Regions from separate parts of the Homo sapiens genome. Here region 2 is linked to region 1. The links are chromatin contacts, found by Hi-C in ENCODE. All regions are on one chromosome and are shown on one strand. Each heading gives the region's core, a stretch centred on a gene start or an enhancer-like site at or near the end of the contact. The rest is flanking DNA. Distances are from core to core; before and after follow the strand shown. Region 1 has its middle 68 kb from the start of CNEP1R1. Region 2 overlaps TENT4B (terminal nucleotidyltransferase 4B).

Region 1 (4,546 bases), core at 1,922-4,421:
AGTGTTTCCCCCATCATAGAAAGTTCTACCGGACAGCACTAGCCTAGAATGCCACTCACAGCTCACCTGGCTACTCACCTGATGGCAGTGCTAAAAGGCCTGGCTTCTCTTCAAGTACTGGGCGCTTGGCAGGCTTGGGGAAGCCTAGGGGATCCTTCAGGGCACCCCAAAGGGTTATGCCTCTTGGAGAGGCCTGCCACAAGCAGGGGAGGGAAAAACAGACCTTCGGGGTTGACCAGTCCTGCAGAGAACAAAAACAAAAATATAGACAGGGGTAAACATGATAAATCCAGTTCTGGCTGCTCTCCCCAAAGGGATCTTTCTTCATCTTTAGAGAGGGGCTAAGTAGGAAGTAACCTGCCACTCCCGCCAGGCTCTGACTTAGCCCTGCAAGCTCCACCAAGTCTTCTTTAGACCCAGAGAAAGCCATTAGGGGTCAGCAAACCAGAATCTGGGACCAGATCAGCCCTGCTGCCTGGTTGAGGCCTTCAAGCTAAGAATGGTTTCCCCCTCCCCCAACTTTTTTTTTTTTTGAGACAAAGAATCTTGCTCTGTCAGCCAGGCTGGAGTGCAGTGGCACGATCTTGGCTCACTGCAAATTCCGCCCCTCCGGGTTCAAGCGATTCTCGTGCCTCAGCCTCCTAAGTAGCTGGGATTACAGGCGCCTGCCAGCACACGTGGCTAATTTTTGTATTTTTAGCAGAGACAGGGTTTCACCATGTTGCCCAGGCTGGTCTCAAACTCCTGATCTCAAATGATTCGCCCGCCTTGGCCTCCCAAAGTGCTGGGATTACAGGTGTGAGCCACTGCCCCCGGCCAGTTTTCCTATTTTTAAGTGGTTACATTCTAAACAGTTATGTAAGTATATACATAAAATCCTTGATTTTGGTTCTTGGCCCACAGAGCCTAAAATATTTACTCTCTGGCCCTTTATAAAAAGAAGTTTGTGGCCAGGCGCAGAGGTTCATGCCTGTAATCTCAGTACTTTGGAAGGCCAAGGTGGGAGGATCACTTAAGCCCAGGAGTTTGACACCAGCCTGAGCAACAGGGTGATACCCCTATCTCTGCAAAACAAAATTTAAAAATTAGCCATGCATGGTGGCCATGCATGGAGGCACATGCCTATAGTCCCAGCTACTCAGGAAGCTGAGGTGGGAGGATTGCTTGAGCCCAGCACATTGACACTGCAGTGAGCTATCACTGCATGGCTGAACTCTAGCCTAGGCAACAGAGCAAGATTCTGTCTCTTTAACAACAAACAACAAAAAAGTTTGCAAACCTTTGGTCTAGTCTGAGCCTGTGGTAATGTCCTGGTCCTCCATTCTCCTTTGTACAAGGGGGTTTCGTTCTAAATGTGCTGTTTTGAAGTGTTGTTTTTTTGTTTGTTTGTTTGTTTTTTGACACCTGGAATTCATATTCTTTTTTTTTTTTTTTTTTTTGCTTGTGTGTGTGTGTGTGTGAGTGACAGAGTTTCACTCTTGTTGTCCAGGCTGGAGTGCAGTGGCACAATCTCAGCTCACTGCAACCTCCGCCTCCTGGGTTCAAGTGATTCTCCTGCCTCAGCCTCTCAAGTAGCTGGGATTACAGGCGCCCACCACCATGCCCGGCTAATTTTTTTAGTAGAGACGGGGTTTCACTATGTTGGCCAGGCTGGTCTTAAACTCTTGACCTCAGATGATCCACTACCTCAGCCTCCTAAAGTGCTGGGATTACAGGTGTGAGCCACCACACCCAGCCTGGAACACATATTCTTAAACATTCAAAGCAGTGAAGTTCCCAGATGCGCCATTAATGGCTGAAATCCTCTGCTCCTCAAAAGCTGGCCTCCCTCCAGCCATCCAGAATACTGGCCTGGCACACCACCCAGCACCCAGCCTTGTCCCTCTTGGACAGGCAGGCTGTCCGGCACAGCCCTTACCCTGCTACACAAGACATTTTCTCAAAGTGCTTACCATAAAGGCCCTGAACCGGGCCTTTTGTGAAGGTCAGAAAGAGCTTTGTTCCTAAACTAATGGCAAGGATGGGAGGCAAATGAGAGCAGAAAGATTTCTTCCTGAGCCCTTCTCCCCATTCTCTGCTCACTCCTCACAGGAAAAGTCCAGGTACTCACAATGGGCCTGTGGGTGAGCCAAGAGGGGGCCTGAAGCAGGAGACACACCCAGTCTTAGGGAGGCTTGAGCCCATCGGGAGTTGGGAGGCTGAGTCCAGAGGCCCAGGGAGTGAGGGGAGGACCAGTGGAAGGAAGGGAAAAAGGAAAGGCACAAGAGCAAGGAAGCCCAAATAGGAGGGCATGGGGGTGGGGAGGCAGAACCGGACTCTCACCCATCTCCAAAGGCAACAGGTCAAAAGGGGGTGGGGCACAGAAATGCTCCCCCGCAGGGCTGAGGATCGTCAATACAGGCTGACCTTGACAATCAAAGGCCTGCACATGTACAGCTTCCAAAGCAAGCTGGCATATTCCCTCTATTTGAATCCCCAACAGCAGTCAAGGTTGAAATGTTGTGCTCATAAGAAAGATTTTTGGCTCAAAAATTCCCGGTTCCCATAAAAGGTCAAAGCTGTATTTGACTCTTATTTACAAAGACATCCCCAGATCTAAATTTTATTTAAGGTCCAGGTGAAAGCCACCTTTCCATAAAGATTTCACTGGCAACTTGTTTTTTAACGTGGCAGATTGACAACACACTCTCAGCCGGCCACGGTGGCTCACACCTGTAATCCCAGCACTCTGGGAGGCCAAGGCAGGCAGATCACTTGAGCTCAGGAGTTTGAGACCAGCCTGGCCAACATGCCAAAATCTTGTCTCTACTAAAAATACAAAAATTAGCCAGGCGTGGTGGTGCATCCCTGTAGTCCCAACTACTCCGGAGGCTGAGGCAGGAGAATTGCTTGAACCTGGGAGGTGGAAGCTGCAGAAAGCCAAGATTGTGCCACCACACTCCGGCCTGGGTGACAGAGTGAGACTCCATAAAAATATATATATATATATATATATATATATATATATATATATATATATATATATATATATATAAAACAGCACACGCTGCCATGGCTCTAAACTGCCCGCTGTCTCCGGGGAGCTCTCCGAGAAGCAGAAGAGCTACTCATCTGTTGTGTCCCTAGGGGGAAGCACTGAGCTGGCAGTGGAAGGAGGTGTCCACCAGGCCTATCACCTCACAAACGGGACTTGACAGGAGCTGAAGGAGGGACCCAGGAAGGATTTCCTGCCAGGAGTTGGAAGAAGTGGAGGCAGCTTGCCCACAATGGGGGGGATTCCTGCCTTGAAATGAGGAATGCTCACTGCTGGCTGAAGGATCCAGCATCTCCAAGCCTGGAAAAAGGAAGAAAACAAACGGTTAGCAGAAGTCTGCAGTCCAAGCCAGCAAGCCACACAAAGAACAACAGCCTACTCAAGAAAGATCTTCACGTTCACTGACTTTGAGATTTCTATAATCAAAAAGAAACAAGACTGCTGTGTTTTAAATTCATGGGTTCCCCCTGCCCTGAGAAAGTAGGTACAATAAAATTGCACCAAAATCAATCACATTCTGTGTTTTGTAAGATAAACAATTTCTTTACGGCTTTAACATGGTCCTATAACACAGCCTGCTTCTTTTTCCTAAAAGGGACAAGTGATTATTATTCTCTTCTCACCCACTTAACTCAAAACAAGCAAACGAAAAAGTCACTACTTCAAGGGTTTGGCTTCTAATTGGAATGCTCTTTAAAGTCTTTAAGATTAAGCAGGAGTGGTGGCTCATGCCTGTAGTCCCAGCTATTCCAGAGGCTGAATGAAGCAGGAGGATCGCTTTAGCCCAGGAGTTCAAGACCAGCCTGGGTAACATAGCAAGACCCTGTCTCAAAAAATAAAATAAAACCTTCAAGATTAGGAGTTGCTTCTTCACATTTACCATGTACTTAAAAGTAACCTTACAAATGTCTCAATTAAAAACTGAAATCTAGGCCAGGTACAGTGTCTCATGCTTGTAATCCCAGCACTTTGGGAGGCCAATGTGGGTGGGGTGGATCACTTAAGGTCAGGAGTTTGAGACCAGCCTGGCCAACATGGCAAAATCCTGTCTCTACTAAAAATACAAAAATTAGCCATGTGTGGTGGTGTGTGCCTGTAATCCCAGCTACTCAGGAGGCTGAGGCAGAAGAATCGCTTGAACCTGGGAGGCGGAGATTGCAGTGAGCCAAGATCACACCACTACACTCCAGCCTTGGTGACAGAGCAAGACTCCATCTCAAAACAACAACAACAACAAAAACAAACTATTAAAAAATAAAACTAAAAACAAAAACTGAAATATAGAATCAGGAAAATAAACTGATAGGGAACTGGAACTATTTCTTACACATCCATCTATCTTTAGAGGTCATTCTATTTATATATTTAAAATCTGTTTCAAAAGAAAATTTAGCTTTAGAAGAAGCATTTTTGTCCATAAAGGTGAAATACTGAAACAGTCTATTCCTATCTGAAACACACTCAAATCCAATGCCTCTGTAGGATATACACATTACAGAGGCACATTCTCTC
Region 2 (4,425 bases), core at 1,361-3,860, 250 kb after region 1:
ATAATAGCCCTCCTCTTTTTCTGTATTCCTCTTTTCTCCTTCCAGTGTGGCAAATATGCATCAATCAAAATACAATAACCTGTGGAACCATTTTTTCTAAAATAGGAAGGTGGTGCCATGGGCTATTGATTGTTGAGGGTAGTCTTCAGAGCCTGTCTTATAAATCTATAATAATTCCCCCCAAATTAATGTGCTAGTTAGAACCCTAGAATTGCAGCACTGAAAGTGAATTTTAGAATCTTTTCCAACTTTTTACCAAGCTCAGAAAGCCCTTTTATTGGACCTTTGTTTGCCTCATGGTCATCTGGTTTCTTTATGCTGGTAGTAACAGGAACCTTACTAACCTACAAGGTGACCCAGTCCATCCTGGGCAGCTGTGATCATTGGAAAGCTCTGAATCATTCATCTGGAAGCTGCCTGTGGCAGAATAGTACAGAACATATGCATTGCACACACTACAAAACTGCTTTAAATAAGTGTTCCTTTTCATTGTTAGATGGAAGTGACCCAGGGCAAGGATCATGTTTTATGAGCCAGTTTTCTCCTAGTGCCTTGAACATAGGCACTTGGTAGTGTTTAGAGAATGAATTGTCTTTTTTTTTTTTGAGACAAAGTCTCACTCCATTGCCCAGGCTGGATTGCAGTGGCACGGTGTCAGCTCACTGCAGCCTCCACCTCCCAAGTTGAAGTGATTTTTGTGCCTCATCCTCCCGAGGAGCTGGAATTACAGGCATGCGCCACCACACCCAGCTAATTTTTATATTTTTAGTAGAGATGGGGTTTTGCGTGTTGGCCAGATGGTCTCCAACTCCTGGCCTCAGGCGATCTGCCTGCCTCAGCCTCCCAAAGTGCTGGGATTACAGGCGTGAGCCACTGCGCCTGGCCAGAGAATGAATTCTTAATAAGTTTCTTATGACTTCAGATTGACTGGCAGTTGTGCTAAATATTTTTTGCCTTTATTTGAATTAGAAAATTCGTAAGGGGGCCTTGAGAGTAGATGCAGTCACATTTAGGAGATTTTTCCCCCCCATTGGTTAAAATGCAGTTTTTCTATGGATCTGCTTTAGAACTACAAATAAACTCCGATCACTCACAGCAGACTACGCAATGAGATAAGAAGCAGTCCATTTGTTCTGTCGTTTATTCATGGCCCTCATCTTTGCCAGCCAACCTGTGCAGAAGAGCACAGCAAAGCATAAGCTTCCTAACAGCTATTCCCATTCAGCTGCTGTCTTCAAGAAGCAGAAGGGTTTAGATAACCTTAGAGAACATAATCAAACCTGGGAAACTCAAATCAAAACAAAACTTCGAAACGGAAGTTGAAGGTCCTGAGGTACCCAGAGGCATAGCAAGGAAAACGTCCCCACTGGGATATCTTCTGGATTCACCTACAGACCTCTCTGGAGTTTTAAGATCCACGTTTTATGACATATTGCATAGCAAACAGGCCGAACGCTGTTGTAAATCATCCTCTACGAAAGGCCCAGGTTTTGAAACTGAAGGCCTGAAAAGGCTCCTGCTTACCAGCTGTGTGCTGTACCTGACACACTGAAGCCTGAGAGTGCCAGTCACCTGTCAGAGGGAACACAGCTGCCCTCAGGCAGAACCTGAGTCTAGAACTCAAGGTTTTTGACTCTTAGGCTAAAAATAAAAAATCAGAAGGAGGAACTATGGATTGCTTAATCAGTCACATTTTCACTTTCTAAGGTTTCTTGTAGCAAAAGTTATAGTCTTTGGGGATTGGGATGTAGACACTTTTTTTTCCTTCCCTAAAACAATTTTTGGCCTGCCAGTTTTTCGAGCTTCCTGCTCTGGACCCTGAAGTTGCCATGCAGTTGCAGACATGCTCCTCCTTCAAGGCTCTGTTAAGCTGTGGCTGCCCTTCCTTACCACTGCTGTGCCCCAGGCCAAACCCCCTGCCCCTCCTTCCCCTAAGGCACTTTGCACCTGTTGCTCCGAGCCTTCTGGTCTATCCCAGTTGGTAGAGTCCCTGTGCTTACCTCTGTGGCTCAGTCCTCGTGGGTGGTCAGTGCTCTAGGGAAGGTGAGCTGACCACTTCACTTTCCCTTCCCAGCCATAGCTCTTCACAGCCTCACCAACTTAGAAAGGAATGCTGCTTTTCTCTCTGTCCCCCGTCCTGACTATGTTCAAGTCATTGCTCAGCCCAGTGAGTTTGTCCTTTCTTCCAGACCAGTAGTTTTCCCCCAGTCCCTCAGGCTTCAGCCCTTGAAGGCATCCTTAGCCCCCCACCACCATGATAGTCAGGCGCTGCGCCTATCCGCAGGGTGTGGGTATGTGTGTGTCTTTTGTTTCTGGAGCCCATTCCTTTCCTTCCACCAGCCTCTAGGCCTTCATCCAATCCTTTTGCAACTCAGTGATTCATGACTTTTCCCTGCATCCAGTCTAGTCTCTTTGCTGGTCCATTGTTTCCATAGTTGCCAGTTTAATCTTCTTAAAATGCTGCATTTTTGAAGTCAGTCTCTTTTGGTCCCTCTCAGAAACATTTAAATAGCTATCTGTTGCCACAGGGGGAAAGCTTGAACCTCTTAGCCAGTCATTCAGAGCCTGCCCTCTGCTGGGGCCTGCTTTCCTCTACAGATGCTTCTCCCACTCTGCCTGCCACAGCCCTTGTAGCTGGCTGATTGCCCTGTACCTCGCAGGCTCTGGAAGTCTTCAGCTCCTTCATGGAGCCTTTGCCAGCCATTCTTTTCAAGACTTTGCTGTTGTTCACTGCCTGATTTGTTCATTTGACACTTAATTCACTGAGCAAACATTATGAAAGATGTACTGTTTGCTACTGTGAGGAATGGATCCCCAAGAGATAAGAGGGTCAGTCCCTACTGCCAGGAAACTTGCCTGTGTCACCTGGGTTCAGTATCTTGTGTCTATTAGATCAGAAGTGGAAAGGCAGAGGCCAGCCCGTATGCTTGTTTTATTTTATTTAAATCACCAGCACCCCAGCAAGTGTTTTGCACAGGAAATTTCTCATTATTTAATTATTTTGGGTTTTTTGATTAAATTCTGTACATTCCCATTTTAGCTTATCTTGAGTTATAACATTAAAATTAAGGTAGTCATCAGCTGAATTATAAGACTTAATTAGATAAGATTATTTAAGATAGTGATTTCTCATTAGATTGGCCCTGTTCATATTAACTTTTCTGTTTTTTTCTTCAGTCTGCATGAAGAAATCAGTGATTTTTATGAATACATGTCTCCAAGACCTGAGGAGGAGAAGATGCGGATGGAGGTGGTGAACAGGATCGAGAGTGTAATTAAGGAGCTCTGGCCCAGCGCTGACGTGAGTCCCTTCCTGGGTAGCTTATGCTTCGGACAGTCCTTGTCCACGGGCTAGAAGCCTATCTGCTGGTATCTCATGCTAGTCCTCACATGCAAGTAGAAGTGCTCTGTAGAGTTGTGGTCTAATTAAATTTTAAAGGCAAACAATTTTCTGCAGTCTTTAGAATTGAGGCTTCCTAACTATTTTCATTGGATTGGATGACTAACAACTATTTTTTTTTTGTAGTGCTAATAGCAACTACTAAAGGCAAGCTATCCTTAGAAATTATTAGTGTAAAGAGAAGAAAGACAAATCAAACCTCATTGTTGTAGTGGTCTGTTATTGGATATGATATATCAAAACCTCATTACTACTTAGTTCCAGCCTGCCAGGGTAAACATTATATAATTGTTTACAGCTAAATGAAAATGTCAAGTAAGAACTTTTGTCACTTGAAGTTCATTTCCTTTGGCTAATGCACGCATAAGTCTTTTCTTATTTCTTTCCTGAAATTGCCATTTTTCATCTCTCTCAGACCAGCTAATTGCCTTTTAGACAGCTCCCAGTCAGTGAACAAAATGATTACTCAGGATTTCTTCTTGGCTTATTTGTCGTTTTTGTTACTGGTACTAAGTCTTTTGTTTTTTGTTTTTGAGATGGGGTCTCACTCTGTTGCTGAGGCTGGAGTGCAATAGTGCGATCACGACTTACTGCAGCCTCGATTTCCTGGGCTCAGGTGATCCACCTCAGCATCCCGAGTAGCTGGGACTGCAGGTGCACGCCACCACACTTAGCTAATTTTTGTATTTTTTTGTAGAGACTGAGTCTCACTATGTTGCCCAGGTTGGTCTTGAACTCCTGGGTTCAAGCAATGTGCCCGCCTTGGCCTCCCAAAGTGCTAGGATTACAGGTGTGAGCCACCACACTTGGCCTGTTACTGGTACTAAGTTAATACGTCACTTTTTAGGGCACTTTGAGGGCCTGTTCTACAATTTTGTGTATGCAAAGAAGTACACAAAATAATACTAATAAAATCCATTACTTTGTGTTTGTAGCTTTTCTTCAGGCACTGTCCTGGGTGGTGGTGGGAAGCTAGGGAAGGTTTTTTTCCAATTGGCAAAACAAAGAAGTTTCATTGTATGTAA

Evidence for each region. Hi-C counts contacts between places; a loop is a spot of excess contacts on that map. Pooled maps may share reads with other maps.
Region 2: a loop to region 1 is called in a map of K562, with 6 times the contacts of the local background. The contact joins two enhancer-like sites. A Hi-C loop is called at or near these places in 1 of 168 maps with a recorded cell type or tissue (K562), 4 of 37 single-sample maps with no recorded cell type and 8 of 50 pooled maps.

What each region holds. Positions count from the first base shown.
Region 1 is chr16:49,954,915-49,959,460 of GRCh38, forward strand. It overlaps the pseudogene NCOA5LP. Among named protein-coding and RNA genes, the nearest start is that of CNEP1R1, 68 kb to the right of the region's middle. RefSeq lists a silencer at 1,168-1,227. Within about 2 kb of position 3,172, at least 4 of the 41 ENCODE cell types and tissues checked have a DNase peak (open chromatin) inside an H3K27ac peak, as active enhancers do.
Region 2 is chr16:50,208,146-50,212,570 of GRCh38, forward strand. It overlaps TENT4B (terminal nucleotidyltransferase 4B), which reads left to right. Exons shown (of 12, transcript NM_001365324.3): 2 at 3,178-3,301. Among named protein-coding and RNA genes, the nearest start is that of ADCY7, 56 kb to the right of the region's middle. RefSeq lists silencers at 293-587, 2,433-2,727 and an enhancer at 1,857-1,916. Within about 2 kb of position 2,611, at least 16 of the 41 ENCODE cell types and tissues checked have a DNase peak (open chromatin) inside an H3K27ac peak, as active enhancers do.